2 separate regions of the Mus musculus genome follow, and region 2 is linked to region 1. Evidence: chromatin loops called from intact Hi-C (ENCODE). Cell type or tissue: left cerebral cortex. All regions are shown on one strand. Links, peaks and the distances in the headings refer to the core of each region. The heading gives the core; the rest is flanking DNA.

Region 1 (16,610 bases), core at 5,513-10,512:
TTTAGTCCTCTTGCACTGATCAAAAAAAAAAAAAAAGGTAAAATAAAAGAGTAACTCTCTCTCTCTCATGTGTTACTACTTCAAATCCTACTCACTAGCAGCAGCTATATTAGCCTTTTGGTTTGGGTTTTATGTTTTGAGATAGGATCTCTCCATGAAGCCGTGGCTGGCACAGAACTTACCATGTAGGCCAACCTGAGGCAATTCTTGCCCCATCATTTCTCAAGTGATGAAATGTCAGGTGTGTAGCACAGTGCCTGGACATGTTCAGTCTTTTCTAATGATAATACACTCTTAATCTCCAAGTTTCAACTATGCCATAATCTACCTTCAATTTCCTGCAGTTGAAGCTGAAAATTTAGTTTCCTCACACCTCTCTTTTTCCTATGATTTTTGAGAGTCCTCACATCTCACACGTACAGATGAATCCAAGTTCAGTCATTTCACAATTTCTGATTAATATCCACAGACATCCCACTCTGTATCCCAAACTCCCCCTGACCTGGTGATCTACCTGGCTCACACCTCCAGGTACTAGATTTAAAGATGTGCACTGTGGGGCCATGAGTGTCGGGGAAAGAGGTGAGTGGGAGAGAACCCGCGTCCCGCCAAAGTTCCGGTGCTCTGGGCAGGTGGATGTGGGAGGACTGCGGCATGCTTTACACGCAGCCCTGGGTGGGTGTCTGGCTGTGGGAAGCCACAGAATCCCAGCTGGGCAGGGGGTGGACAAGGGGCGGCCCTAAGGTACCAGGTTCTCAGCCTTGGGCATCCCATGCTGGATACTGCAGAAGAGCTGAGAACAAATGGGGGGCCCCAGGTGGCTTGGTCAGCTTCAAGGTCGAAGGGAGGAGAGGACAGGGGGAGAGGATGCTTGATGGTTCCCACACGGGTGAGAGTCCTTGGTCCAGTCCATGGCTGGAGCACAGGATGGCCTTCTGGCAGGAAGTTAGACGTGGCTCATTAGGAGAAAGTGTATCCCATTGTTCAAGCATGGCGGGCATTGATGAGCAGAGACAGTCTATGGTTTTAGAGCTTTATTGTAGAAAGGCAGGGAGAAAGAGAGAAGGTAAAAAGAGAGACTGGCCATGGCCATGTGGAGAGAGGTGGGAAGGGAGAGAGAGAGAAGGAGGGCTAGAGAGTAAGAAAGGTGAGGGCTTAAAGCGAGTGAGGAGGGGCCAAGCAGCCCCTCTTATAGTGGACTGGGCTATCTGTTGTTACCAGGTAACTATGGGGAGTAGCATACCTGGGTATAGTCAGGTAACTGTGGGGGTGGAGTCTAGCCAGAATGCCAGAAGCTTGGGACATTGTCTGCATGACTGATAGTCACAGAATTATGGGTTTGGGGGCTCTGTGGTGTCAGGCACCTGGCTCTGGGAATGTGGCTCACTTTTCTGTCCCTTGTAGAGTTCTCTACTGGGTCACCGGAGCAAGCCCCATTCAACCAAAATAGGATGCCTATCACAGTTCCACATTGCACTACATGTGTTGCAGTGCCTGGCTCAGGGTCAGGTTCTCAGCAAGTAGGAATTCTGTGAAGTAGAAACCTTGATGATATTAAAAACTAAACAAACAATCACAAATCCAAACAATCACAACACAAACCAAACCAAACATCAAAAGTCATTTACCTTTTAAATATATGAATAATAATAAATAAATAGAAGTTTCAAATGAAAACTTGTTATCACCTGAGAAATGATGTACCTTGGCATTTATCTAAATAAATATATGCAATATATATATAAAAGAAAACCACAAAAATGGAAAAAATAAATTGAAGAAAAAAGAAGAGACATGTCCCATGTTCACGGAGAAGATTCAGTACCATTCGTGAGTCACATCTGAACTTGATCTATATATTCAATGCAAGCAAAATTCCAATGAGTGATTTCATGAATACTCAAATTTTGATTTTAAATATTATAGAGAAAAGTAAGAAACCTCGAATCGTTTATGCAATCCTGAAGAATGAGAAGTTTGGAGGACTGACATTACCCAGCTTCAAGACTAACAATGGGGCTGCAGAAACTGAGACAGTGTGACCGTGGTGGGAGAATGCACACTTACAAAGCTGGGCATGTGTGCTGCGCTAGCAGAGGACCCTGGTTGTGTTCCCAGCACTCACATCCATCTGTCACTCCAGTTCCAGGATATTCAATGCCCTCTTCTGGTTCCCACAGTTCCTGAATATATGAGGTACACATAAACATACAGGCTCATATATAAAGAATAAAAAAATTTAAAGTATATATATATACATATATATATACATATATGTATATATATATACACACACACACACATATCTATCTACCTATCTACCTATCTACCTATTTACCTATCTATCTACCTACCTACCTACCTATCTACCTACCTATCTATCTATCTATCTATCTATCTAAAACCAATGGGTCAGAATAAAAGGGACCCAAATAAGCATGATTATCGGATTTGTTTTTGATGAAGTAGGAAAAGTAATAAAATGAGTAAAAGTTCTCCCCTTTACCTCCTTTTAGCAAACATAATTGTTCTCATATAATAATTCCTTACTACAAATTACCTTCCTTCTAGTTCTCCCAGTTTTCCCAGACACCTCTCCCATATGGATCTGCTCCCTTTCTGTTTCTCTCAGAAAATATACATGCTTCTAAGGGACTGTAATGTCACGTCAAGTAATGTAATAGACTAACACATAGTAATTGGATAACGCAAACTAAAGGAAAAGAGCCCAAGAGAAGGCACAAGAATCAGAGACACACTCATTCACACACTATGGAATCCCATAAAAGCCCTAAAGTGGAAGTCAGAATAATATATACATGTGCAGGCTCTATGCATACTGCTTCAGTCTCTGTGAGTTCATATGAGCTTTGATCATGCTGATTTACAGGCCCTTGTTTTCTTGATTTTCTCTATCCCTCTGGCTCTTTACCTTTTTCCCATCTCCTCTTCTGTGGGCTTTTCTGAACTTTTCAGGGAGGGATTTTTACCTAGACATCACATTTAGGGCTGAGAGTTCCAAAGTCTCTTACTGGCTTGATAATGCTTGACAGCAGGTCTCCATATTTGTATATTTGTATGTATGTTATATCCCATCTGCTGAAGAAGAGAGTTTCTCTGATAAAGGCAGAAAGTTCTCTTTGTAGCAGATAATTCCAGGAAACTGGTCATCAATGCAGATGGAAACTTAAAATGCAAAATTGTGAAAATTCTCCAAGAGGATTGGGAGATGATGACTCAGTAGGTAAAGGTGATTGCTGCCAATCCTGAGTCTAATCTCAGAAACTCACATAGAGGAAGGAGAGGACCGACTCCTGCAAGTTATTTGTTGACTTCCACGTGGACACTGTGGCATGAATACAAATATGCTTCTTCCCCTCCTCTTCTTTTTCCCCCTCCCCTTCCTTTCCCCTTCCCTCTCCCCTCCACTCCCAATTCCCCTCTCCCTCTCTCCTTCCCTCTTTCCTTCCCTTTCTCCCTGTCCTCTTCCCCTCCCTCTCTGCTCCACTCCCCACCCCTCTCTCTCCTTCTCTCCTTCTCCCTCTCTCTTCCACTCCCCACTCCTTTCTCCCTCCCTCTGCCTCTATCCTCCCCTCCCATTCCCCCTTTTCCTACCCCTCCCTCTCTCTCTTGCTTGCTTTCCCACTCAATCACTCTTGCTTTCCATCTCTAGCTCTTTCTTGCTTTCACCCTTGTTCTCTGTCGATCTTTTTCTCTCTAAATAAATAATTTAATTAATGTGAAACCTTTTAAAAAATTCTTATAAGATAGCATATGTGAAACTCTAGGCAACCTGCATATATGGTGAATGCTTTAAATGAAACTTCAAAGGCCACAACCTCTGAAAGAAGTAAAATTTTCAGTGAAATTATAATTTTCTGCTATTTCAAAGACTTGCAAGGAAACAATTAAAAAATATTTGCCAAGGTCATGTCTGATGTATTATTTATGTTAAAAATACATAAAGAACTCATTTTAGTTGTGAAAAACCCAGAAGTCTATTAATAAATGGATCAAATATCTTAACAGGCACCTTACCAAAGGGAATAGATGAATGTCAGACAACTAAGTGAAGAGATGCTTTGTCTCATGTGTCATTAGCAATGGCATAAAGCATAAGCAAGGACGTCACACCCTCCTTTCCCATCTGGCTGCAATCCAGAGCTCTGACAGTACCATGTACTAGCAAGGTCATGAACCAACAGGAACACTAGCTCGCTGCTGGAGGAAATGCAAGGTGGAACAATGTTGGTGGGTTCGTATAAAGCCACTTCTGCTTTGACTATACATCACTATCCATCACACTCCTTGGCGATATACAGAACTAAAAAGCCATGCACACAGAAACCTGTGCATGGATACTTAGAGCAGTATTAGTGACAGTTGTCTAAACCTGGGAGTAACCAAAATGGTATCCTATCCAGTAGGAAAAATGAAATTTTAAAGGCTGGTTTTTTCCAGAGAGCAGAATATTATCCAGCACCAAATATAAGTAATGTTTCAATTGTGAAAACAAAGCATAATAACAACAACAACAAAAAAAACCTACAAAGAAAACTTAAATACATATTAAGAGAGAGACAGACAGAGACAGAGAAAGACAGAGACAAAAAGACAGAGACAGAGAACAATTAGAAAAGGCTGGATAATATATGACTCTACATGCATGGTAACTTCTGACCATGGAGATGGTGAAAGATGGGGACTGGTTGCCAGTTAGTGGTAGATTATCATGATTAGACAGAGATTGATGAGTGCTTAAGGTCGGTGAAACCTCTTTGTACTGGTGGCTGCCCATCTTTACACATTTTCTCATACATAGAGACATATTTGATTCCAGGACTAAAGCCTGATACAAGCTGAAGACTTTGAACAATGAACTTGTGTCAGTTGATGTCTCTTAATCTTAACAAAGGTTCCACTTGGGGATGCTGGCAATAGTGGAAACTGTATTTGAGGTGGACAGGGACACGTGGGTTGTCTGTACCTTTAGCTCTGTGTTGCTGTGGACCTGAAGCTGCTTTGTAAAGTCAAGTCTGTTTAAAAAAAAAAAATCTAAAACCCGAGACAAAATCAATGTGCCTTTATTATCCCCTGGTTCATCCAAATAGACCATATTTTATTTGTTAGGAAGGACTGGAGTTCATCTCTAGGGCATTGCACTGCTAGGCTGGAGCTCTTCTGTTGAGCTTTATCTCTGACCCTAGACAGTATTTCTCTGTTTCTCCTGCTTTTTTCTGCTCACTTTTGTGTGAATCTGTATTAGATAGCTATTTTTCATTCTAGTACACAGTCTATATTTCTTATTTTTCTTCTCTCCATCTCATTGTCTTCCACTTTACACTCATACAAAGTGTTCTTCAGTGGCTTTCTTTAGCACCCCATTAACTTTAAAAGGATTTCTTCGATGGCCTTCACAAACTGTTTTGAAAAGAATACTTTTGTTAATCCGTTCATTATCACATTTTTCAGATTGCTTCATTGTTGTAACTTCTGTCTAAATGTCTTGTTGACTATTTTTCTTTTACCTTTTGCCTTGTCTCTTTCTTTGAAGCACCATTTCTGTTTCCCATTGCTGTAATAAAGTTCCCCCAATGAAATCGATTTAGGGAACAAAGGGTTAATTTGGACTCAGCATTTGAAGTTGCAGTCCATCACATTAGGAGAGTCAGGAGAGTCACAGTGTCCAGAGATTCAGGCAGCTGTTCCCACTGTGTCCACATTCAGGATCCCAGACCAGGGACTGGAGTCTGATCGTCCTACCTTAGTTAACATAATCAAAATAATCTCCCCGAGATGTCCATATCCCTGTGGTTCTAGATCTCATGAAGTTAAGAATTGAGTTTGACCATCAGAGTACTCTCTGGTCTTAAATACATACAGTTCCCATGGTGGTTGACTACACGTGTGAGGAAATGTAATGCACAGAAGGGTATGGAATGTGCTGGATAAAGATGACTCATTGAGGCTACATTTGTGGATGTACAGGGATGAGTCTTGAAGTGAGAGTTCAAAGGGATCACTTTCCTGCCTGACTGTGTGATTGCAAAGCATGGATAGAGGTTCTTCATCTGCCCTCGTGGATTCTGACATTTGTTTCTGTTAGAACTGTTCTCAAACTTGTCACTGTATATTCTTAATTGAGTCTCCACTTTCATGGCTTCAGGTAGCTACTCAACACATAGAACCTTCTCACATTTGATCTGTCACAGTAAGCATGCGTATCATCATTGTTGATGCCTTGTATTAGAAACGAGATCTTCACATCAACAGCTCTGAATTTGGGCTTAAGAGTCTTGAGGTAAGATGGAGGATTTTATATGCATTTTGTTTGAGACCAGCAAATCTTTCAGTTCAGTTTGGTTTTGGTTTGGTTGGGTTGGGTTTTTGGACATATATGCTATATGCTCTCATATAGCATAGACATTAGGGTCAAACTTGTTGTGTAGATCAGCATGGCCTGAAGTATTTCTTCTTATCTTTGCCCTCTAAGCATAGTGAGAAGGTCCTAATGGTCAAAAATCAAGCGCTACCTTATGTCTGTTTGCTATACAAGTATCAGCAACTCATCTGTTATCATTCCTTACAGACTCTTCTTGGTCATTTCTTTCTTTGTGTCACTTTAACTTTGAGATGAATTAACAGGAAGCATCTATAAGAATTTATCTTCTGTGGCTATGAAACGAAGACTGTCTCAGCTAATGGAGCTGGGATCCTACCAGCTATGAACATGGGAGTCTTTGTGGTGCCTTGGGGCAAAGGTCTTGTGCTTACCAGCAGTACTGGAAAACAGCTTCATGTGCCAGATGGAGGCAGCACACACTTGTTGGGGAACAAGGGATGAGAAGCAAAGTAAGAGTGTTGGGTGATTTTATGGTTGTCCCACCGGAGAGAAGACTGAGGGCACCAGCCATGTAGTTCATCCTCTGAGGCTTTGAGCATGAGCACATGCTATCAGCTCTCAAAGCAGACATTTTCTTTACTGTCACTCCAGCTCTGTCCCCTGGAGTCTCTTGGTTGGACTCATTTCTCTTGAGCTTCAGTCACTCTTAAAGATTTCCTGCCAGCCTTTTTAGGAGACTGACATTTTCTGCAGCTCCTCATGCAAGGTCCCCGAGGTACCTCTCGGGCAGTAGCCCAGTATCTTAGTGACTTAATCCCTCATCCAGCTCTGGGAGCCTCCCATCTGACATATCTGCCCCTGAGCCCTCTGTTTTAGCCCAGACAGTCAGCCAGCTTGCAAGCTACCAAGCCTGCATGTCAATTTTTCCTCATCTTTTTCGTCTTCGGTCTTTTCAAAACAGTTTTTGAAAAATACTCCTCCACCTTCTTTTCCCAGTTCCTAACACAAGCCCTCACCTCCCATCCCAAACTAAGTTTCTATTCCTTGTACACTATCACTACCCTGAATCCTGTCTATCACTTTTCTATTAATAGCTTTGACTCAGTGATTAGTCTCACATGGTTCTGTTACAAGTCCCTGATTCAGTAGCATGGCATTATAACAGTAGCCATTTAATGGAGATGTTCACCTTTTCCCCATTTTACACTTGAGGATATGGACACTTTATAAGGTTGTAATTTACCAGATGTCACACAGCCAATAAATGGCAGAGCCAGGAGTTGAGTCTGTGTCTGTCTAGCTGTCTAGCTGTCAGCCGTAGGCAGCAAGTGAACACGGTTGGAGATCCTTGAAGAATTGAGAAATCTTGGCATGAGGAAGGTGGGCGTCTGTCCCTAACAGCAGATGTCAGATGCAGGAAATGGAGAGTGGCTTTCCTTTGTTTCAGAAGGTGTACTCCAGAGGAGTCATCCTCAGGCTCACTCCCAGGAGCAATTTTCCTTTTGTTCTTCTATACCACAGCTCGCCCCCTTCTAGAACATTCTCATCAGCATGAAGCAAGACTGATTCCTCTCATGTTAGAAAAGAGATCAAGTGAGCAATTATAAGTCACTTTCTCCATTTCCTATCCCACCTCCTACCCTGTCTTTTATCACATTTCTCTGGCCCTTTTACAGCAAGACTTGTGTTGAACTTCCATCCCACTTCCTTGTCGCTCTTCTTGCTACCCGTAACCCCACATGGCTAACCCCATGACACATCTGTAGCCTTCACCTTAGGTAGCTTTATAGCAAAACAAACAAGAGACACAGTTGATTCTTAAAAAAAAAAAAAACTTTAAGAGTGATCTTTTCTTAGCTTCTGAAACATGTGTTCTCCTTTGCTACAATCCCTCAACACCCACTTCCCATGGATGCTAGGTCTGCTATTGGCAGTGGCCAGTGAGTTAGCTTTGAATTCTTGTTTCTCTTTCTGAATTTCATGGTGAGTGCACCCAGGTCTATGCCATCCCAGTAGACAAACAGGCCCAAATATGACATCCCAGTAGGGTATAAGTCCCTGCTTGGTGGTAAGTCATGTCAAATGATCTTGATAATTTGTGCTTGATGATCTGTCTGATAACACTAACCTGAAGAGAGCTGATACCCAAATCTAGGGTCCACCAAGGGCGACACTAACCTGTGTCACACCTGGGACTCACAGGCAGAGAAAATATGTGGTCAGAGTAGGGTGTGTGTCCCTTTCTCACTGCCAGGCTGGTAACGATCTAAGCAAGCTTGAGACAGTCCCACTGGCATGTAGGCAATTGCTTAGTTCTAGTGTATGTCGGGAGGGAGGTTTCATCTATGAGATGTGGCCTGGGTCTAAAAGGCGTTACTTTCTGTTTCTTGCTACTTCCCACTGCAGTGAGCAGAATTCTGGGCTAGATTTGGGCCATGTTGCCTGTGGGTGGAGACCTTTCTGCTCATCCTTCTGTCTGACCCAGATCCAAGGAGAAGAGATAGAGGAAGTGAGCATGCAGACTGACTTACACAATTCCAGTTGCTCAGTCTAGCCTGGGGGAAGGGGTTATAGAATTCTTCCAAGCAGTGATACTTCGCTATGATAGCCTCGTACTGAGTTTAAAGACTAAGGCCTGGGATGAATTCCTTCTCTCTGTCTCTCTCTGCCCCCCACCCCCCTTTGTGAATGTGGAGGAGTGTCAACATGGACAAATCTCTCCCTCCCATTTCTTCATTGTGTCTTGTCTTACTATCAAATGCAACCAAGACAGGATGGTCTCTCACATGGCTTCTTTAGGTGTTAGGAGGGTGGGTTGGGCTCTGTACAACTAATCAAAATTTGTGTGCCTGTGGGAAGATGGTTGCTAGGGGTTCTTATTTCCTGCCATATTGTTCTGTGACCTTTCAACTGGGCTTCTTAGTCAAACTAAAAGCACCCAGAATCCAGCCCAGAAGACACCTAGAACTGTATTTTTACTTAGAAAAAGTCAATGAATGTTTGTTGAATGCTTGTATTGCAGATGCTATTTTAGGAGCCAGGACTGCAGACATGAACAACAGAGTCCTTGCCCACAAGCCACTTTTATTCCAGCACAGAATGTGAACCAAAAAACTACTGGATTGCTAAGTAGACAAGTAGAGAGGAAAACGAAACAGTTTGTGGTAACAGAGAGGAACAGGGCCAGTTTTAGTTTTATAATACATATGCAGGGAAGTTTGAGTAGAAATCTACAGAGAGGGTGGGTTTAATTTATTCCAACACACAGTGAAGAGAGATAAATGGTTTTGACAAGGGGAAAAGATGGCAATTATTATATCATTATTAATACTTTAAGAGAGTTACGGAATGTGTGTCTTCGAATAACAGCCAATAACGTTAGAATTTTGTTGTTGTTTTGTTTTGTTTTGTTTTTTAATTTAAAGGTATTGTTGCCCATTCTGTGAATAATACAAAGGCAGTGGGAACAAGACAGTACAGAGGACTTGATTCAGGAGACTTGAGGTCTGGCCGCATAGTCATCCTTTAGAAGCTGGGTGGCGTCAGGTAAGTCATTGTGCCTCAAATCCCAAATTGAACCAACAATTACTGCAGAGCTGGTGTTTTCCAGGTATGCCGTAAAGGGCACTTTCACATAGTGTAACAGCCCTCCCTGTTTAGAAAGAGGCCAGCCTATCATATATGTCTTTCTTAACCCTTTCCATCTCTCAGGCTCCCTGTGCGAGCACTTGGCATATGCATTCTGCGAGGCATAGCACTGTACTCTCAGATTGCAGCTGCACCTCTTGCTGGCCCTGAGGATTGGAGTGCATTTCCTTCGCTGATAATCCACCCTCTACCCAGCACCTCACTGTGGCTGTATTTCCTGGTCCTTTCAGTTGAACCCAGAACCTCCCACATAGGAGTCAAGGGCTCTACTGCTGAGATTCATTTTCGTCTCAACCAATAGTTTACAACTTTTTTTTGAAGACTTATTCTATAGTAAAATGAAAAATTGTATGTAAATAAGATAAACAACCTTTGGAGGAATCAATGTCTTAATTTTTCATATAAAGTGTGATTAACTGTGATTATGTTTTTATCGAAGATGGGTGTAGAAAGATTAAAATTTCACACAGACCAGCAGAAAGCATGCTGAGGTGATTAGCATCCTCCACATACTAAGTCAGAGGAGATTTCCTACTTCCCGTTTGTCGAAGGGACTGGTGCCCTGGTGCAGACTCCTCGCTGTGGCTATTCTGGGTGTATTGTATGTCTTAAGTTGGAAAGGGTGCTTATGGTAGTTTTGGGCTTTGAATATGAGCACCACCCACGTAAGCAGAGATACTCTGATCTCTTCCTTACCTGCCCAGTTTTTACCGAGAGTGGCAAGGTCTCATTAACTGTAGTCTATAGAGCTCATTGAAATAGTCTGCAGTGGTGGGAAATGTGAGGGTCTTTGACCTGTTGTTTTCTTCTCATGAATCCCCCTGTTCTGGTCTTATTTCTTCTACCTTGTTCACTGCAAAGTAACAGACTACTAGCAGTGTTAATGATATTGTTACACAACGTCATCACATACTGAAGCACACTGCTTGTTCATCTCTTTTCACCACTCTTCACCTAGGCAGTTGACAATTTCTCACAGATATGTGGTTTTCTTCACATATTTGAAAACAAGGCGTTTATTCATCATAGACACTGGAGGCGGTACAATCCCAATTTGGACCTTTTTGTTGATGTTTGCATTGTTTGTATTTTCATGCAGAATTTTAGACTATGTTTTCGATGAAATTTAATAACTCTTGCCTCCCTAACATGTCCTTTATGTATATTGTTTAGGAAGTTTTCCTTTTTCTCAATGTAAAGTGAAGAAAAAAAATCCAGTGTTTCTCAACTGTACTGCTATTCCTATTTAGCTATTGTATCTAGGTGAGTATTTATTTTTCTGTGATATAAGATAAAGATCAATTATTATCATCTCCCACATAATTTTTCTGAATACTGTTCTTTGCTGATAATTCTTTCTTTCAGATTTATTCATACTGTTTATGTGCCATGTTTTTTGTATATGTGGTTCTGATTTTATTCTGACATTTTTCTGCTTACCATTTGACTTCCCTAATTATTAAGTCTTTAAAAGCATTTATAGGTAGTCGGCAGAGTGTTACTTGGTGAATATTTTAACATATTTGGTATCTTTTTGTCCTTAGCTTTGCATGCAGATGTAGAATTATCCTTACATGATTTCTCTGAGATTTTGCATGTAGTTTGTCTATTAATTGACAAATTGACATCTTCTTTTTATTGAATGTTCCCATTCAGAATATCACATACATCCTAAATTAAGAGAGAGATAAATTAAGGAACAAGGGAAAGAATCCTTAAATAGACCAACTCATATATGGGAAAGTGAATTTTTTTGGAAAACAAAGAAGACATGGTCTTCTCCATACAATCACGGAAAATTTTTGCCACGTGCACAAAAGGATCTTTGTATAGTTTTATACCATATACAAAAGAATCCAGAATAGGTCATAGATATACAAGTTAAACCTTTTAAGTCTCTAGAGAAGAATACAGGAGAAAAATCTTCTGATCTTGAATTTGAAGAGATGGGACAGCAAAATATGGTCCTCAAGTGAATGAACTGGTAAATATATTTCATGTATATGTATGTTAAATTTTAAGTTATATGCCTGAAGTATACACACTGTGCCATATTCTACACTTTGCAGGGGTCAGGAACCCTAAGAATTCCTAGGTTACCACATGCCCTTTGAAAGTATCCTTTTTTGATCATCTTGCATAGCGATTCATTTTTCACGTTTCACCTAATGCTCTCCTCCTGCTCTGTCATCTTGGGTATGCCTTGTTAACCACTTACCTTGTGTGTCCTGAATGTAGACTTGCATAGAGTGCTGTAATCTTACGGCCGAGGTTTCTTTTCAGGCTGATCCTGGGACTGTGAGATGGAGAGTGAGTACCGGGAAATGCTGTTGTTGACCGGCCTGGACCACATCACGGAGGAAGAACTGAAACGGTTCAAGTACTTTGCTTTGACTGAGTTTCAGATTGCCAGGAGCACACTCGACGTGGCAGATAGGACAGAGTTAGCTGACCACCTGATTCAAAGTGCAGGTGCGGCGTCTGCAGTGACCAAGGCCATTAATATTTTCCAGAAGTTGAATTATATGCATATTGCAAATGCTCTTGAAGAGAAAAAGAAAGAAGGTGCGTAGGAGTGCCCTCCCTTAATGATATGAGAGAAATGAAACCCTTCTACATTGTATTGTAGGAAATTAATTTCCTTAATCACCAGGCCCTTCACCCCCCAGAGTCACTAAACAGCATGTTACAAATTCCTTAGCCGTGTCTGATGCCGGTAGTCAGGGCTGCCACCATTGTCTCTCTCTTCACCAGAGTCTGTCTCCAATCTACTTGCAGAAACTGCGGAAATGGCAGGTCGGTGTTAATGTCCAAGGTCTCATTACACAGTACTTAAGGTTTTCACACTTGGCTGAAGGCCTGCCTGGCTGTGACATGAAGAAAACACAGCCTTGAACATACAAACCAGAGAACTGTTTAACTTTGCCATGGACTATCCACCTCCGCGCTGAGCCATCCTGCCATGGTCCCAGTTGGCCTTTTTAAGGAAGCCTTTGCGCTTCTACTGCATGGAGTTTCTAATCCTTCCTTTATCTCTAGCATAGACGACATTATGAACTTCCAGGACACAAAGCACGTGTTTGCATTCAATAAACCAGCTCTCACTCTCCACAAATTATATGCCATGTCGTTAAGTTTCCAATTACTCCTTAAGAACAACTGGGATGTCCTTGGGGTTCAAATGACTAATAAGAGCCAATGAAAGTATACCTCATCAAGGGAGTCCCTAAAATGAGAGATTCCAAAGGCAGTGGTTTGGGGACACTATGTAATACAGAAGCTTCAAAATGTTAACTGCTTGCCGAGGAGATGTGTGTGATGCAGCAGCAGGGGCTTGGATTCCAGAGGGTTATTTATACGCCGTCTAAGTGATGAAGTAAGGGTAAAAATCACATACAGGTATAAGATGCTATGTGACTTTGAGGAACTTAGAGCAAGGCCTGATCACGATTAGTTTAAGAGTAGCTGACATTGGACAGAAAGTGTAGTTCTTACATTTGACCACACAGTGGCAGTAAGAACACATCATTGCTCCAGTCACTACTGTTCATCTACTGAACTAAGCGAGCCTGATAGCATGTTTTAGTTTTAACTCCCGAAATTAATTCCTATTCATGGCTTCTTTTTTTTTTTTTCTGGATAGGATGATATAAAGCCCCCTTACTTAAAAAAATTTCCTCTATTTTACTTCTGTAATAATGGTGGGGTTTTATCGGCTTGATTAGCTCAAAAGATCTACTTTGAGACCTGGTTGAAAACTCAGGAGTGACTGCTGATCTAGAAGTCAGTTTAGGCACTTTGCAGCTTGGAAGTGCTACTTGAAGTCATCTTCAAGCCTGCCTTGACCACAGCTGTGTCAGTGATGCCAGTGGCTGCTACGGTAGAGCATTGATCTCTGGCTTGTTTCCCAGCAGTTTTGCCTTGTGTTTCTTCTGGTAAATGTTCAGCATGACGTGGCCTTGCCTCATGAAAACTGTGTGTGTGTGTGTGTGTGTGTGTGTGTGTGTGTGTGTGTGTGTATGTGTGTGTGTGTGTGTGTGTGTGTGTATGTGTGTGTATCTGAACAAATTAAACGATGTCATTAAAGAATGATAACAGGGTCCCGACCTTTAGTTGAGGCTTGAGCAAGAGAACAGGTGAAAAATTATGAGGTTAAATAAGCATGACAAACCCAAGCAAACCTAAGGAAATTCTCCAAGTATAATGATCTTAGATAGAGGAAAAGTGTGCATTGAATTATTAAATGAAACGAGAGGTATCTAGTGGGAAGATGACTTTTCCAAATGTTTCCACACAACACTCTCAATGGCATTTTTTTTAAAAGGTCAGTATGATTGATAGGCTAGAACAGAGTGACATGTTTATTCCCTTTGGCTCCCTTAGCTCTCTTCTCCTCTCCTGTGCTGTCAACAGAGACTGGATGTTTTTATGTGCAAATATCCAAAATATAAATAAAAATGTCATAGCACTAACCATTGGACGATCAGTTGAACTTCTTGCAAGCATATTTGGTCATTTTGGTATTAGTCATAGGCCACTAGCATTTCCAAAGTTTATGCACCATAACAGCACAATGGAGTTAAAAATGTGATCAAAAAATTCTAAGAAGTTTATAGTTTTGCATTGGGCTGCATTCAGAGCTGTCCTTGGCACATGTGATTCATGGACCATAGATTAGACATGCCTACAAGAATAAAGGTCCCTATAGGATTCCTGACCAAGACTCAGTTCCTTCCTGTTGTCTGAAAGAGAGTGACAGAATACTTATTATGTGACAACTGTTAGTCATATACATTACATGATTTGATATCTAACAAAATTAAATCCATGAACATCCCTGAATGTTTCAGATTCTGTGAGGAAACCACACGTAAAAAGGTTCTTATAACATCTTTACCTATAAGTTCCTTAAGTAATTGAACACTGACCATATTAATAGATGGTCACTTAAAAATCAGGACAAGAAGTTTCCTTTTCAGAATAAAATGTTGGATGGGTGCCTGCACATTTGAGGAGGAGAAAGCAGTAACTTTTTTGGGTCTTTGTTCTACTTCTCTTCTCCTTCACAACCCCCTTATTCTTACCCCAGGCTGTGCTATGCATATGTCAGTTGGTATCAATTATAAGGAGACACCTTGTTCTCAGGTTTTCTGATTGGACCAAGCTGCTGCTTGTGTTCTGTGGTCAAATAAAAACATTATCTACATTACATGGTTTAGTAGGGTCACTAACTGGGCTTAGCAGTCCAATAGAGCTGCTAGCTAGAGTCTTTGATCGTCTCTAATTAAGTAAGTTTGCAGGATGTAGGTCCTAAATGGGTAGCGTTGCTACTTAGATTCTCTATTTGTTCATGGCGATAGATTGGGTTCCAAGGATAGGAAGGATGCTGCTCCTGGGACATTTGGAATGGGTGTGACCTGAGACTAAACACACACACACACACACACACACACACACACACACACACACACACACACACACACTCCATCGACACACGCATATACACCATACATCACATATCACACACCCATATATAGAATAAAATCACAGACTTTCCCCCCAGTTTGGGCTCATGCTGAACCACAGGCTAAGCTCAAAACTCATCCCAGTCCCATCACTTCTTGGTCACCAGGCTTGAGGAGACCAGGTCCTCTACTCCAAAGAAATATCGGACACAATTGCCTTTAACAAGAAGCCTTTTTATTTTTTTTCAAACACTGGGGCTGAGTAGGGTGATTTTCTCAATAGGCTGTGGCTGGGTTAGGTCAGATGATTCCTTTCAAAGACATCTGTGTGCATGAAATTACCTATAATCTTCAGGAAGCCTGATACATTGCTCTCAGGTTGGGTGGGGTCAGCATTCCACAGTGGAGTTCAGGCAGATTCGGATTCTGTGCTCCACACATGTGCGTATGTGTATGCCTTTTACAGTGTAGTAAGACAAGTGGAAAGTTGGCTATGATTCAAAGCTAGCAAAGATGCTATTGGATGTTCTCTTTGATTGGGTGACTCCACAAGGCAGACCACATATCAGTCACAGGAAGACCCATTTTATTTTGTTTATTTCTAACTGACTTCCATTATTCTAGTCTTGCCAATGTACTCAACAGTTCTCATGGGGTGGGATGAGATGAGAGTGAGCCTTCTACAATGCCTGCATACTACCGGAGTGCCACATGCACACTCCTTGTCCTTAATCCTCACCTTAGGAGGTGTAGGGCTGTGGGCTTCTCTCTACATGGTACTTTCCCATTTTGGGAAGGAGAAAACAGTTAAAATGAAAACATTCCTCTCTACCTCTAGAGGAACTTTTCTCAGCCTTAATGTTCTAGATGGCACCTCTGTTACCTTCTGAGATTTCCCCAAGGTGCCTTGTCTGTGCATAGTCCTGTGTCATGTTCTTGTGAGGACCTGAAGATGGGAAACTCCTAATCTATCACCCTGCTGTTGTCTCCCTTCTAATTTTCTTCTTAAAAATTAACGATATTTTAATGATATTTTAATTAACATTAGAATTCTAACGAGAATTCTAATTCTCAGCCATGCTTACTCATAGATTTTAATGTATCTGTTACTTGTTTCTTCCCCTTCCCCTTCACCTTCTCCTTTTCTTCTTCTC
Region 2 (16,610 bases), core at 4,414-9,413, 1.0 Mb after region 1:
TCATTTTCTTGCTGATCAAAATACAACAATTATATATATTCCAATATTATAGTTTAATTCCATAGTTTATACCTCTATTTACTATGATAGGTTAGAGTTTCAATGCAACGATATTGCACTTCTAATTATTAATTTTACTCAATGACTAAAGATCTCAGAGCTAAGACTCACGGTATAAGGAAGAAATGGTTCAGACAGACTCTGATATACTGTCTGATACTCTCTTCTGTCTATTTTTCCATGTGTCTTATGTTAATTTATCTCTGGTTCTGAACACGTGTCTGGACATCTTTATTGCTGTTGGGTATCAAAGAGGAAGGAATGAGGGTGACATGGTTTCAATGAAAGCATTTCCTTTGTGTTCTTTGTGTGTTGGATGATATCCTAGAGCCAGCTTAGAACTATATTGTCTGTTATGATTCTTTAGAGGCAATGGGAAATGCTTGCAGAATAACACACGTTCTTTTCTCCTTTTATTTTTATTATTAGTTAATCTTTTTTTCCACTCTAGTCGCTATCCTTCTCCGATCTGCCCTCCAACTGTTCCTCATCCCATTCCGCCTCCCCTGTCTCCAAGAGGATGTCCCCACCACCCCTCACACCTCCACCTCACCGGACCTCCCCACTCCATGGGGCTTCACATCTCTTGAGGGTTAGGTGTGTCTTCTATCACTGAGGCCAGATCCAGCAGTCCTTGGCTACATATGTATCAGGAACCTCATATACATATAGGCACCAGCTAGTGCATGCTGCCTCATTGGTTTGCCTGTCATTTTCTAGAATGTAAAAATGTGTGCAGTAACTGACCTAAGCACTTGGATCTGGAAGTTGAAACATACTAGCATAGACCAAAAATCATCCCCCAAACAGCAACGCAAACCCTTGTTAGTCGAAAAGGAATGATTTAAATGGAGATGTAGAGAAAGAAAGACAAATAGAAATTGAATTCAGAGATTAAAAGAAAAAAAGATGATGAAGAAAAATCTGAGGACTCCTAAATCTCACATTTGTAATCCCTACTGACACCACAGTTCTACTAGTGAAGATTAGACTGTGGTCATCAATGTCTCATTTTTGCTTTTATGTATGCATGGAGATGTATGCGCATATGAAACTATATCCTGGATCAATGAGATGGGCCAGCAGGATTCTTGCCACCTCATCTCTGATGACTGGAGTTCTATCTGCAGAATCCACATAATAAAAGACAGAACAAACTCATGTAGATTTTCCTGTGACTTCAACACACACACACACATGAATGCATGCACACCCACAAATGATTAAATGCAAAAATAATTAAAGAAAATTGCATTCCAGCATAAAACAAATGTTAAATTTGCTCAGCAGTTTCTCTCTCTCTCTCTCTCTCTCTCTCTCTCTCTCTCTCTCTCTCTCTCTCTCTCTCTCTCCTCTCTCCTCTCTCCTCTCTCCTCTCTCCTCTCTCCTCTCTCCTCTCTCTTTCTTCCCCCTCCCCTCTCTGTTTGACCATTGCTTCAGGAAATGGCCCTCTCTGATTTGTTCTATATATTTATGCCCTAAAAACATTGATGTTGAGAAATAAGGAACAGGAATGACTGGAGGAAAAAAAAAAGGACAAATTGTAAAAGTGCTGGAAACCAGGGACTGCTTCTGTTCTGAGAAGTTCTGGAGGAAGTCTCAGCCCATCCTTGAGAGGGGCCATGCTTGGCTTAAGTACCAGAAAAGAAGTCCTACTAACAGAAAAGATTTTTGTACTATCATTCCCAAATCAATGAGTTCTTTAACATTCAGAAAACTGTCAATTTCTTCCTCCTTTTCCATTAACAAATAGCTGACATTTTCACCATTTCATTTTTCAGTTTTCTTATTGGTAAGATGGGGAGGGGCAAATTATAGAGAAGAAAATGTGTGTTGATTTGGGCCTAAGAACAGTAGCTTTGAAAAAATAGCAGGGCTGGTGAGATGGCTCAGGGGTTAAGAGCACCGACTGCTCTTCCAAAGGTCCTGAGTTCAAATCCCAGCAACCACATGGTGGCTCACAACCATCTGTAACGAAATCGGATGCCTCTTCTGGAGTGTCTAAGACAGCTACAGTGTATTTACATATAATAAATAAATAAATATTAAAAAAAGAAAGTATTATTTAAAAAAAAAAAAAGAAAAAATAGCAGTAGATACCTATAGGAACTTAAATGCTAAATCCCATTTGATGTTTACAAAATGCAGATGGCATCCTATGATGCTTACCTAAAAATAAAATAACAAATATTTTTGAAAGCTTATATGCTATGTTCTCTTAGCTAGACAACAACAAGGGTGGGGTTTAAACCTATATTTGTCATATTGTCCATCGAGATGGCTATACAGTGGATTGGATTGAAAGAAATGTCCATCAAATTATTCATCCAACTTTATCCTCTGAGAAGGTTGTAAGTGTTCATATAGCACTTTTATTTGATATGAACCTGTAGGTGTGTACAACTGTTGCTTTGTAATACTTTAGGTTAAACAAATCTGTCTCTATTTTGCAGATAAGTAGGAGACTGAAACTAACCTCCTCATCATACAAATTACACCTAGTGAGAAACTGAATCTCCTACTTCTCTTACACTGGGATACAAGGGATGCTTTGACCATAGTGAAAGGGTGATATAAAGATGCAAAGGGCCTGCCTTATGCCCAGCAGTGATATGCTGAAAAAGCACAGTGCTTGGACTCCAGAGGTCTAATTGTACTGCTCTATGACCTGGACAAATCACACCTCATAAGCTAATATTTTAAAACTCAAAATACAGACTCCCTATACCTAATTGATGCTCAAGAGTTTCAGTTCATAATTCAAGTAGACACAAATACATAAAAGCAGGAAGGCTCTCATTAGGATTAATTGCTAGAGGCAGGTTGTCAGTTTAATCAATCTCAGGGTAGTTCTTGGGACACAGAAGGAACTGACGTTGCCTATGCACACAGCCAGCCATGGTTATCAAGGGTCTGCAAGTAGACAATTGGACTGAGACAACACATTTTGTTCTTCTTGGATTTCCATCACGACCAGCCTTCCAGTTTCTGCTCTTCTCTGTCTTCCTGGTAACCTATCTGCTGACACTGGCAGAGAACCTTCTCATCATCCTGGCCATACGCAGTGATGGGCAACTGCACAAGCCCATGTACTTCTTTCTAAGCCACCTCTCTTTCCTAGAGATGTGGTATGTCACTGTCATCAGTCCCAAGATGCTGGTAGACTTCCTCAGCAAGGACAAGAGCATCTCATTCAATGGCTGCATGACACAACTTTACTTCTTTGTGACCTTTGTCTGCACTGAGTACATACTCCTTGCTGTCATGGCCTTTGATCGCTATGTAGCCATTTGCAATCCACTACGCTACCCTGTTATTATGACCAACCAGCTCTGTGGAGTAATGGCTGGGGGATGCTGGTTCTGTGGGCTCATGACTGCCATGATCAAGATGGTTTTCATAGCTCGACTGCGCTACTGTGGCACACCACACATCAATCACTACTTCTGTGATATCTCTCCACTCCTCAATGTCTCCTGCGAGGACTCCTCTCAGGCAGAGCTAGTAGACTTCTTCTTGGCCCTCATGGTCATTGCTGTCCCTCTTTGTGTGGTTGTGACATCTTATGCCATCATCCTTGTCACCATTCTCAAGATCCCGTCAGCTCAGGGTCGTCAAAAGGCCTTCTCCACCTGTGCCTCTCATCTGACAGTTGTAACTCTTTTTTACTCCACAACACTTTTTACTTATGCCCGTCCTAAGCTCATGTATGCCTACAATTCAAACAAAGTGGTGTCAGTTCTCTACACTGTTGTTGTTCCCCTTCTCAACCCCATCATATACTGTTTGAGAAATCGTGATGTAAAAATGGCCCTAAAAAAGACTATACTTTGCAATAGAAGTGGTTCTGGGGGAGATGGGGATTTTAGTAGTTAAAAAATTTACAGAATCACACTGGAGCGATAGCTCAGCAGTTAAGAGCACTAGATACGCTTCTAGAGAACCTCAGTTCAATTCCCAGCACTCACATGGGAGTTCACAACCCTCTGTTAGTCCAGTTTCAAGAGATCTAATGCCCTTTTCTAGCCTCCACTGGCAACATGAAGCACATGGTGCACAGACATACACAAACCACCCATATGCATAAAATAAAAATAAAGTTAAATTAAAATTAAAATTTTTGTTCTGGTATACTTAGGTCGATGGCCACTGTGCATTTCCTAAGTTGGACTGTATTTATTCATCAGCCACACAGTACTGCTAAGACTTTTTAAAAATTATACATAAAATTCAACGAAACAAAGCAAAACATATTTACAGCGTATATTACAACTTCATTCAAAATCCTTTTAAATAAATTTGTACATGAAGATGCTATGATCACCTGTCCAAATATTGGGTGGCGTGTGAATAAGTGCATTCATTTGTGGGGTCCAGAAGGCAACATCAACTACCTTCCACTACCCTTGTTTTTTGCTTTTTGTTTTTTGTTTTTTCTTTTTTCTTTTTTCTTTTTCATATTTCTGAGACACTGCCTGTCACTGAATCTGGAGGTCAATGATTGGATAGACCAGAATTTCTGAGTTCTCCTAGCTCTGCCTCCCAGAGTTGGCATTATAAATACCTGTTTTTTTTATATAAATGCTGGAGATGTAAACTCAGGTCCTCCTGCTTATGCAACAAGGACATTGCCCATGAGCCAATCTGCCCAGACCTCTCAAGTATATTTGAAAGACTGAGTCCTTGGTGGAAGATATATGAACAATATAAATATAACAAATAAAAATTATTTAGATAGCATTTACTGAATGAATTGTGCTCTACAGAAGAGTATATATTGAATTTCTGATCTTAATACCTCAAAATGTAATAGGTTTTGGAAATTGAATTTGTGTAACTAGCAAATGTAAATTTAGATTTATGCTATGATATGTAAGAGGAAGTACATAATAAGGGCATATACATAATTTGGACAGATGAAATCCTAAGGACTTTAGTGGGTCTTTTCCTTTTTTTTTTTTGTGGGTCTTTTCCTGAAAAATATTTTAAAATAGTTGGTTTTCCAACATGTTTTAAATAGTAAAAACTCTTAATAAATGATCAATCTAGACTTCTACATATATTAAGAACTAGTGACAATGGAAAGAACAGGGTAACAATGTGAGCAAGCTGTAGGATTCTTCCTGGATCGTCTAACTGTACACAGTGCTTTTCCTCCAAGCAGCTATTTTTGTTCTGAAGGTAGATAAAGCCCCAAAGTGGCCTGATTTCAAAATACTTTTGCTGAATCCGGTGAAATTCACAGAAATCTTTTTAGGAATACCTGAGGTTTTCTGGCAAAGTAACTTTTGAGTCCTCATAAATGTGTAAAACAAATAAATTAAAAGAAATGGAAATACCCAGATGAATAACTAGACACAAAATACTTAATAAATTATCACTAAGTTCATATTATAGAATATCATTATTCTCAAAAGCTGTCTATACTGAAATGGGAGACTGCTTGGAGAAAACTATTGCTCTTCTCAAGCAAGAGACAATGTCCATGGTACAATGTCTTCAGGATCTACCATTCTTCACTTTGCACAACTATGAACCTATAAACAGCACCACTATTAAGTAGTGTGTGTGTGTGTGTGTGTGTGTGTGTGTGTGTGTGTGTGTGTGTGTGCGCGTGCGTGCAAGTATGTTCAAATGAGTTGCTTCAAGTAATATTGGTGATATAGCTGAAAAATTAAGCCTCTACATTAATATTTCAAGTATATGATATTATTGCCCCAAATTAGCATGTCTGTTATTAATACTTTGAGACAACAGAAAAATGTATTACTCAGAAAACATTAGAAACATTTTATAAAAAGAATTTTTGTGTGTGTAACGTGTACATTTGTATATGTGTATATGCTGTATATGTGTGTAACGTGTGTACATTTGTATATGTGTTATATGTAGTACGTATAAATGTGTAGTGTGTCTGTGTTTGTGTATGTGTGTGTGGAGTTTAAGTACATGGTGTATGTCTTCATGTGTATGTGTATATAGTGTGGGTGTGCATGGTGTATGTATTGTGGTGTGGGTGTGTGTGTGTGCATAGATGAGAGGATATATGTTCCTCTGTGTGTATGTGTGTGTGTGTGTGTGTGTGTATGCTTGTGTGTGTGTGTGTGTGTGTGTATGCTTGTGTGTGTGTGTGTGTGTGTGTGTGTGTGTGTGTGTGTGTGTGTGTGTGTGTGTAGGCCTGAGGGTGAAAGCAGGTGTCTTCCTCGGTTGCTCTTCACCTTATGTCTGAGTCAGGGTTTCTTATTGAACCCAGACACTTCCCACATGCTGACATAACAAGTGGGCTCCCACATTTACCTGGGTTCTGTGGATTTGGGGGTCTGAAATACAATTTCTACTCCTCCACAGAAAACACTTTACTCCATAAGTCATCTCCCATCACTGAAAATCTTGTTTTGATAAATCCATTAGGAATGGTACTATTTTCTACAGAAAATTTTATATACTTGAATTAAGAACATACATTATAGGGCTAGAGAGAGATGACTCGACAGTCGAGAGCACTGGTTGTACTAACAGAGGACCCAGGTTTGATACCCAGAGTCTACAGAATAGGCTCAGAACTGTCTATAACTTCATTACCAGGGGATCTGATACTCTTTTCTGGCCTCTATGGATAGCAGGAACATGCATGGTGGGCAAACATATGCAGGCAAAATACCTACAACACATAACAAAATTTTAATTGATTTTTACAAAGAACATTACTTTATGGCATAAATGCCTCCTCCACTCCCAAAACAATATGCATGCATACATAGTTTAGAAATGACAATACTTAATTGGTTTCAAAAGTATGTTTCACCCATTTAAAAATTTGCTGTCAATTCCTAAGAACTCATTTTCTGTTGTGCCTTCCTTATTCCCATTTGTGTGCAAAGGTGATTTTCTAGGCCCTCATCTTGTAATAGTCTGGCATTTAATTCTAAAGGGAGTTTGTTCTAGGTGTTGTTTCATTCCTATGAAACCTAGAGATACATTTCATTAAGTTTTTGGACCCATGCCATTGGGTAAAAAAAGTCTGAAAGCTTAATTAAGAATAGAGACTTCAAGGGGAACTTAGAAGAACAAAGTCTATTAATGCACACAGCTTTTCTCCTTCATGAATTTCTCGACTTTTAATTGAATGAATGGTGGCTAATTTTATCAAAGAGCAAAACAGTTCTTCTATATATAGTACTGCAAAAGAGAAAATTCTTTTTTCTTTTTCTTTCGTTTTAGATGTCAATTCTCCACGTAATGAGTTCCTTCTCAGAGCTGAGGTGACATTAAAATAGACCCATATTTATCACCTTGCACAAAGCTCCACCTTGCATAAAGCTCAAGTTCAGGTGGGGTCAAGGACCTCAACATAAAACCAGATAAATGGGATCTAATAGAGGAGAAAGTGGGGTGGGGAAGAGCCTCGAACTCATTGGCACAGGTGAAAGTTTCCAGAACAGAGCACCAGTGGGTCAGATCAACAGTTGATAAATGGGATCTCATGAAACCGAGAAGCTTCTGTAAGGTAAAAAAGACTGAGAGAGAGAGAGACAGAGACAGAGAGACAGAGACAGAGAACAAAGAACAAAGAACAAAGAAAAAGAAAAAAGAAAGGTAAAGTAGAACAAACCAGCAACCTACAGACTTGGAAAAAACTTCTTCCCTAACCTTACATCTGACAGAAAGCTAATATCCAAAATATATAAAGAACTCAAGATCGCAGAAGGAGGGAGGGACCTGGATGGGAGTGGGAAGGTGGGACTAAAGGGGGAACAGGATCAGATATAGGAGGGAGGGTATGGAAATAAGCAGCCTTGGGGACGGGGGTGGGGGTGGGGTGGGGGCGTGGAGGGTTTGACCCTCTAGAGAGTATCAGAGACCTGGGAGGTGAGAAACTCTCAGGACTCATTGGGGGTGACCTTAGCCAAAAATGCTCAACACTGGGGAAAGGGAATTGGAAAAGTCTACCTCCAGTAGATAGGGCCTCAAGTAGAGAGACAGGGTTACTAACCCAGAGTTAAAATTCCTGACCCAGAATTGTTCCTGGCTAAAAGAACTGCAGGGACAAAAATGAAGAAGAGACTGAAGGAAAGGAGATGCAGTGACCAGCCCAACTTGAAATCCATCTCAAGAAGGGGAAGAGCATCAAGGCCTGACACTATTACTGAGGCTGTGATGTGCTTACAGATGGGAGCCTGGCACAGCTGTCCTCTGAGAGGCCCTACCAGCAGCTGACTGAAACAGAGGCAGATGCTTACACCCAGCCGTTGGACTGAAGTCGGGGGCTCCTATGGTTGAATTAAGGAAAGGATTGAAGAAGCTGAAAGGAAGAGCGACCCCATAGATAACCAGCAGTCTCACCTAACCCAGACCCCAGGAAGCTCCTAGAGACTGAGCCACCAAACAGGCGCATACAGACACCCATGGCACATACCTGGCAGAGGTCTACCTGTTCTGGCCTCAGTGAGAGATGCACTTAATCCGCAAGGGACTTGAGACCCCAGAGAAGGGGGAGACCTGGTGGTGTGGGGGGAGCACCATATCAGAGGCAAGAGGGAGGAGGAATGGGATGAGGAACTGTTGGAGGGGATACCAAGGAGAGGGAAATGACTGTAATGTAAATAAATAAAATATTTAAAAATCTATAAAATACTTAATTAGGTTCCTTAGTAATTTCAAAGCTAATCAATCTAGCTTTATAATAATATTTTGTTTTCAACCTAAAGTTTCATTATGGATCGTATACCATATTGATTAACACTGGACCACATATTATCTAAATAACATATTGATTAGCACTGGACCACATATTATCTAACAGTGACTCACTGATTGTTTTGCTGTGATTTAAGTTTTTATAATAACACTCTTATTGCTGGATGTGATGGCACATGCCTCTAATCCCGGCACTAAAAAGGAAAGCAGAGGCAGGCAGAACTCTGTGAGGTCTAAGTTATCCAGGGCTATATAGTGAGTCTCTGATTTTCAAAGTCATTATGAGAGAGAAAAAATGGTGTGAAGTTGGGTGGGTGGTGAGACATGGAAAATGTCAGATGAATTAGAGAAAAGGAAACCGTGATCAGAATATATTGCACGGAAAATTGATTTTCAATAAAAGTAATTATTATTATTATGTTTTTGTTTTCTATTGTTTTGAGTCCGTTTAAAATATTCATCATGCCATGAAATAACTTCAATTAGAAAAAGAATATTTTTTTCTACAGCACTGGTTTTCAAACCCAAAGCCTAGTGAAGGGTAGGTAAGGAGTCTATCACTGACCTGCATATACCTCTAACCCTGTAAACAAAGTTTCACTGGGAGGCAGCCATATCCATTGATTGATTATCAATAAAAGACACCAGAATACAGGAGAGACCTTATAGTATGCATAAAATATTTACCAGCTCTCTCTTTTCAGGAAAAGTTTGCTGAAATATTGATGGAATGAGAGCATCCTTATCTAATCCATTAGCAAGATTCAAATAGATTTGAGGACCCAATAGTTTAGCTCTCAGGCACTGGAAATAAAAGGCATAATATCATAGCTACTCATCTTTGTTGGCGAGCAGACAGAACACCTCAGTGCCAGGAAACTGAAGCCCAGCAGTGCTGCAGGACTTAGCACAAATCCAGGGAGAAGCTAGGCACTGTAGCTATCCCATAATTGGAATTTTGCCAGCTCACTATTGCTTCACCCCATTGGAAACTTATTCCATACTATATTTTATGGTTACACTTATTTATTTCCTGAGTATTTAAACTATCTCCGCTTCATATAATCATGCAGGAATAAATGTGTTTTGAAATATTTTTCACTTTGTAATTTTTGAGATTATAATATAATTAGATTTCTCCCTTCCTTTTCCTCACTCCAAACCCTGAATAATAGCCTTTCCTTCTCCCCTCCAAATTCATGGCCTCTTTTGTCACTAGTTGTTAATGCAGGTATCTATGTATGGGTGTATACATATATACTCCTAAATATAATCTGCTCAATCTGTATCATGCTGCTAGCATGTGTGATTTTGGAACTCACCATTTGGCACTGGACATCTAATGGGTGTGCTCTTCCCTAGAAAGAGCTGCCTTTCCTATTCCTATCTTTCCTCTGTTGCCTATAGCTATTTGTGCAGGATTGAGGCCTTGTGGGCTTTTTCCATTCACTTTGACACGTCCACGGGTACTATAGTTGTTCATCTTGGGTTTGAGTGATCATGTTGCTTAAATACCTATAAAATAGACTCTGTGTATGTATGTGTGTGTGTGTGTGTGTGTGTGTGTGTGTGTGTGTGTGTGTCTGTGTGATGTTTAATATCCACTGACAACTTGGATAGACTTATGAACTCTGGGCATGTGTGTAAATATTCCCTGAGATGATTAACTGATAGGGGAGACCCACTGTAAATGGTGGTAGCATCATCCAAGGACTTGGATCCTTCACTACGTTTGAGAAAGAAAGGAAGTGGAACACCAGTATTCATCTCCTGTGACCACACCTGCCCCACCAAGATTAACCATACACACAGTGTCCCCAAATCAACTCTTCCTTCCTTAACTCTATTCAGATACGTTGTTACAGCAATAAGAAGACTTATAGGATATGAAATATGTTTATACAAATGCCCTTAACATAGATACTACATAAATTTAATGTATATACTGTATACATATATATTCTCCTGTTTTGTGTTATATAGAGCATATAGTAAAATGTTCTTAACAAATGTTTGCATGTCTGTATTTAAGGGTTGAGAAAAAGTATAGATGTTAGATAAAATAATTATATATTTGCAACTTTGTTACATGCTACCACTCAGTACTAGTGAAGTTATGGTCATTGAAGGAGTATCTATGACCACTAGTTTACTAAACCAGCATAATTGTGGGAAGCCACATGTGCCGTTGCTGAGTGGCACTGACTACTGCTGGCCACCATGCATAAGATTGGACAAACAACCAATGTGTACATATGCAGTAAAGTTTTTTGCAAAAACACTGCCTGGCCCAGGCATGATAATGAGGTTCTGTAAGGTACTGAGAGTATAACCAATCAGATGTGAGACATGCAAATGAGGTATGATAATGAGGCTCTGTGAGGTACTGAGAGAGAGTAGCCAATCAGATGAGGAACATGCAAATGAGGCTTAGTGCATAACCAATCAGGGTATGAGACACGCCTCTCCTAGGCCTATAAAAGCAGCACCAGCTCTGGGCAAAAAGTCTTTTCGCCTCTGCAATCAAGCTCTCCAAATAAACGTGTGCAGAAGGATCCTGTTGCAGCGTCGTTCTTGCTGGTCGAGTCGAGCGCGCGCAAGAAGTGGTGCCGAAAACCCGGGACAAGAAACATCTTCAGGCACGAGCGAAGACCCCCTACTACAGGGAGGATTCAGAACTGCATCGCGGGGAAGGAGCGGTTAATAAAGGTTCCCGTAAAACAGACTGCTGAGAAGGATCCGGCGTGGATTCAGAACTCTTCAGCTGGGGAGCGGTGTTAATAAAGGTTCCTGCAAAACAGACTGCTGAGAAGGATTCAACTGCGTGGATTCAGAACTCTTCAGCTGAGGAACGGTGGTACCGGTAAGTATAAAGAAATTAAGGTAAGTCTCTGAGAGGTATGCTTTCTTACGCAGTGGGTCTGGTAGTTGTTGCTGGGTTTGTGTGGGACCAGCTGTTAAGGAAGGGCAGCGACTTTGTAGGAGTACCAGGAAGGCATATCAGAAACAGAGAGAAAGAAAAAAGAAGACGCGCGCAGAAAAATAAGTAACTTAAGAAATATAAAAAGAGAAAAAGAAAGGAAGCTAAAATATAAAGATACAAAGGATAATATAAAATGTAAAGATACAAAGGATAATATAAAGATATAAAGGATAATATAAAAAATGAAGAACAAAAAATTAAGTCAATTTACCCTCCTCTCGAGGACTTTGACTAAAGAGGCAGCCTTCATCAAAGGCTTAAAGATAGCTCTCAGGGAAAGAGGAGTAACTATTAGAAGCAGCCACTGTGCAGAATTCCTAGAAGAAGGAGAAAAAAATGAAAATAAGCTATTTCAGAGCCCTCCTAGGGACAGACAGAAAACGGGAGACGTCCTGCTTCCTCTCTGGCTCCTATGGAAATATTTTTAGCTTCGAATAGGATATCTGTGTTCTATTTTCTGTTTTTTGGTGCACCAAATTGTCTATATGTCTGTCAACTCGTGTTTGTTTTTGCTTGGATGATTGAATGATTGTTGTTCTGTGTTTCATGTTGAAAAATAAAAAAGCAGTCTCAGTCTGCACAGCAAAAATTGACAAGTTAGCTGCACAGTGGCTGGGAGTCAAGTACAGCTGAAAAAGCCCTGCTGAAGGCTGATTGCAAATGGAGCTTTTAAAGGGGCAGGCAGCCTTTTGATTGTAACAGAAAGTTAGCTTAAAATTGGAAACCCAAGGTTGGAGTTATTCTAAACAACATAAGAAAACAGGTAATATGCAAAAGCAGTGTACAAAGGGTAGAAAGAGTATGTTTGAAAATAAAGTACATATCTTTACAAATAGAAGGAAAACCCTTTCAAGGTATAATGGATACAGGAGCAGATAAAAGCATTATATCTAGTAAGTGGTGGCCTGCTTCTTGGCCTGTTAATCAATCGTCACATAGCTTACAAGGATTAGGATATGAGGCTACCCCAACTATAAGTGCAAAATCCTTACAATGGAAAGATAAAGAAGGAAGGACAGGGCTTTTTCAACCATATGTACTCCCTTTGCCTGTAAACTTATGGGGGAGAGATGTGTTATCAGCTATGAACTTTATATTGACTAATGATTACTCTCAGAAAAGCAAGGAGATGATGAAAGGAATGGGATATATACCTGGACTAGGTCTTGGAAAAAATTTTGCAAGGTAGAATTTCACCAGTTAAAGCCACAGAAAAGGCAGACAAGAAAGGGCTGGGTTTTTTCTAGGGGCCACTGAAGAGCCTTTGCCCATTCCGTAGCATACGGAGGACATGGTGTAGGTGCCTCAATGGCTTTTACCCTCTGAGAAGTTAAAAGCAGCTAAAGAATTAGTACAAGAACAATTAGACCTGGGACATGTGGAACCCACTCAATCACCCTGGAATACCCCCATTTTTGTTGTAAAGAAAAAGTCAGGTAAATGGAGATTGTTACATGACCTAAGAGCCATTAATGCACAAATGCAAGTTATGGGTCCTGTACAAAAAGGACTCTCCCTACTCTCAGCTCTACCTAAGGATTGGAGAATTATAGTAGTAGATATTAAGGATTGTTTCTTTTCAATTCCATTAAATAAGAAAGATAAACCTAGGTTTGCATTCACCTTGCCTTCTATTAATCATATGGAACCTGATAAAAGGTACCAATGGCGGGTTTTACCCCAAGGAATGGCAAATAGCCCTACCATATGTCAGTTATATGTAGGAAAAGCTTTACAACCGGTTAGGGATGGTTTCCCCTCCTTAAAAATTTGTCATTATATGGACGACATTGTAATCTGTGGACCTGAAGAAGAAAGTATACAGCAAGCTTATGGCTTGCTTAATGAAACTTTAAAAAAATAATGGTTTGAGTATTGCACCAGAAAAGGTACAGCAGTCTAATGTTAGTCATTTTCTAGGAGCCACTATTACTTTACAATGTGTCACCCCACAAAAGATTAGTATTAGAAAAGACCATCTAAAGACACTAAATGATTTTCAAAAATTATTAGGAGATATAAATTGGATTAGACCTTATTTAAGGATCCCTACTTCGGAATTAAAACCTTTATTTCAAATTCTAGAAGGAGACTCACATATTACCTCATTGAGACAATTAACACCTGAGGCTTCTGATGTTCTTAGGAAAGTGGAAAAGGCGATCCAAACAGCACAGTTAACTCGTATAAATGAGCAAGAACCTTTGTGCCTATGCATATTACGCACCATCAATCTGCCAACTGCTGTGTTATGGCAAAATGGTCCTTTAGTATGGATACATCCACATATATCCCCTAATAAAACTATAGAGCATTATCCCACCATGGTAGCAAATATGGCCCATAAAGGGATAAAAACTTCAATCACTCACTTTGGAAAAATGCCTGATAGCATAATTGTCCCTTATACTGTCGCACAAATGCAAATATTGTGTGCTACTATAGATGAATGGGCCATTCTTAGATGCAGTTATTCTGGTTTAATTGATAATCATTATCCTAAACATCCGTTATTACATTTTATGTTATTGCATCCAGTAATATTTCCAAAGGTAACAGCTAATACCCCTATAAAGGGAGCCATTGATATTTATACAGATGGATCCAAAACAGGAGTTGGAAGTTATGTAATCAATGAAAAGGCTGTAAGGTTGCAATTTACACCAGGAGCCCCTCAATTGGTAGAATGTTTGGTGGTTTTAGAAGTCTTTAAAAGATTTCCTATGCCCATAAATATTATCTCTGATTCTATTTATGTGGTTAACGCGGTTCTAGCATTAGAGACTGCCGGAAATTTTAAACAGTCCAGTCCTGTATCTGAAATTTTGATGAAAATACAAAATTGTATTTTGATGCGTGAGCATCCCTTTTATATTCAACATATTAGAGCACATACATCTTTACCTGGACCTATGGTTAAGGGAAATGCAATTACTGACTCAGCCACCAGAGACGTGGTTTTCCTAATTCAAAGTTCTATAGAAAGTGCAAAGAAATTTCATCAACTTTATCATGTCCCTGCTTCTACATTACGACAAAAGTTTAAACTCAAACGATCCGAAGCCCGAAATATTGTCCTACAGTGTGGTAAATGTGTAGAATTTGTTAATGCACCTTCCGTGGGTGCTAATCCTCGCGGATTGCAACCCCTAGATGTTTGGCAAATGGACGTCATGCATATCCCATCTTTTGGGAAATTACAATATCTACATGTATCCATCGATACCAGTTCTGGTGTCCTACATGCCTCTCCCTTGACAGGGGAAAAAGCAGTTCATGTCCTATCTCACTGCTTAGAGGCTTGGGCTGCATGGGGCAAGCCCCTAGTGTTAAAGACAGATAATGGTCCTGCATATACTTCTTCTAAATTTAGCCAATTTTGCAAACAAATGCAAGTAAAACATATTACTGGATTGCCCTATAATCCACAGGGCCAAGGCATAATTGAGAGAGCCCATCGCACCCTGAAACAATATTTGCAAAAACAGAAAGGGGGAATAGAGGCTATGACGCCAAAGATGGCTCTATCCCTTACAATATTTACTCTTAATTTTTTAAAATTGGATGATGCTGGAAGATCACCAGCTGAAAGGCACGGACAATGGCCTCAATCACCCAATGAAATGGTCAAATGGAAAAATGTCCTTGATAATAAATGGTATGGCCCGGATCCTATCTTAATCAGATCCCGGGGAGCTATTTGTGTTTTTCCACAGGGTGAAGAAAATCCACTTTGGGTCCCAACGCGACTGACAAGGACCGTGAAAGAGCAAGATGAACCCCAAGATGATTCTCCTGCTCCTGATGATTGAGACCGGGATAAGTATACCTTTGTGGGCCATAGTAAGATCATGGCCAGTACCTTTACTGGTACATTCCAATTCTTCTACCTTGCCTTTATTTTTTGCAACGGAATGTTTTTTGGATGCGCCTTGTGCACGACAAACTCCTCAAGAGCCACGGGTGTATAATAGTACTAGTTTTCATTTGAATTATACACTATGCTTTGTGCATAATGTGGATAAACCTTTTACACCCTGTATATTTTTAAAGAAAAAGATTATCTCTAATTGGGCAGATCCCATTAGCCAAAATAAGGTGAGCTCTGGAGTGTTGTTTAATGCTTTAATGCAAGTTGCTCAAGGAGCGCAATCAGGCTCAGGTGATGTTGAAAATAATATAATTTCACCTATAAACATCACCACTATTATGATAAAGGGAAAGGTGACCATTCCCAAAAGATCACGATGGCCTGTTGGCAATGCTACTGCTATACGCAGCATGCCTTGGTGTCATCCGGACCTCGCATTTCCTATAGTTTTTTCACCTTGTCAATCAAAAATTTTTCCTCGGAATGAAATAGCAAAGGGTTTTGTTTTGTCACCCCCACTAGATTTTGCTATAATGAACGATAAAGGAGATGCTACAGGGAAAGAAAATATTTGGCCATATTACCAATGGATTTTAAGCAATGAGGCAGGTGCTAGTACCAGTCTGTCAGCCTTTGCATTGCTGACTGGAACCTCTCATGAGATATTGAATGTTTCTGCCACTCTTTCCAATACCTCTACTCATTTAGATAATGTGACAACTAATAGAATTATCAAAAATATGACTACTTCTCCAGTAGAAGTTTGTGTCAATCCTCCATTTTTCTTTATATTGGCTGAATTTCAAAATAATACAGAATGGTTAGATTGTACAAATGTTACTTGTTTTTTGACGCAATGCTGGAATGGAACCAAATTCTTAGCCTTAGTGGTTCATCTACCAACCTTTGTCCCTGTGCCTGTTGAGGCAGATCCAGAGAAGTTCCCAATAACGAGTCTTATTCGGCAAAAGAGAGGTTTTGGAATCACAGCTGCCATTG

Evidence for each region. A loop is a pair of places that touch in the nucleus more often than their neighbours do. Peaks named below come from ENCODE experiments on the same cell type or tissue, not always from the same donor. Only the 100,000 strongest peaks of a DNase experiment are listed, where the experiment ranks them.
Region 2: a loop joins it to region 1, with 4 times the contacts of the local background. A loop is called at or near these places in 24 of 42 quality-filtered maps.

What each region holds. Positions count from the first base shown.
Region 1 is chr1:173,443,060-173,459,669 of GRCm38, forward strand. It overlaps Aim2 (absent in melanoma 2), which reads left to right. Exons shown (of 9, transcript NM_001013779.2): 3 at 9,769-9,889; 4 at 11,165-11,254; 5 at 12,275-12,556. The coding sequence starts at 12,295. Among named protein-coding and RNA genes, the nearest start is that of Aim2, 31 kb to the left of the region's middle. In left cerebral cortex, for the core only: no CTCF peak of the experiment used is centred there; DNase peaks (open chromatin) are centred at 7,734, 8,307 and 8,791.
Region 2 is chr1:174,445,667-174,462,276 of GRCm38, forward strand. It overlaps Olfr220 (olfactory receptor 220), which reads left to right and starts at 2,959. Exons shown (of 1, transcript NM_207694.1): 1 at 2,959-3,936. The coding sequence starts at 2,959. The coding sequence ends at 3,936. In left cerebral cortex, for the core only: no CTCF peak of the experiment used is centred there; no DNase peak of the experiment used is centred there.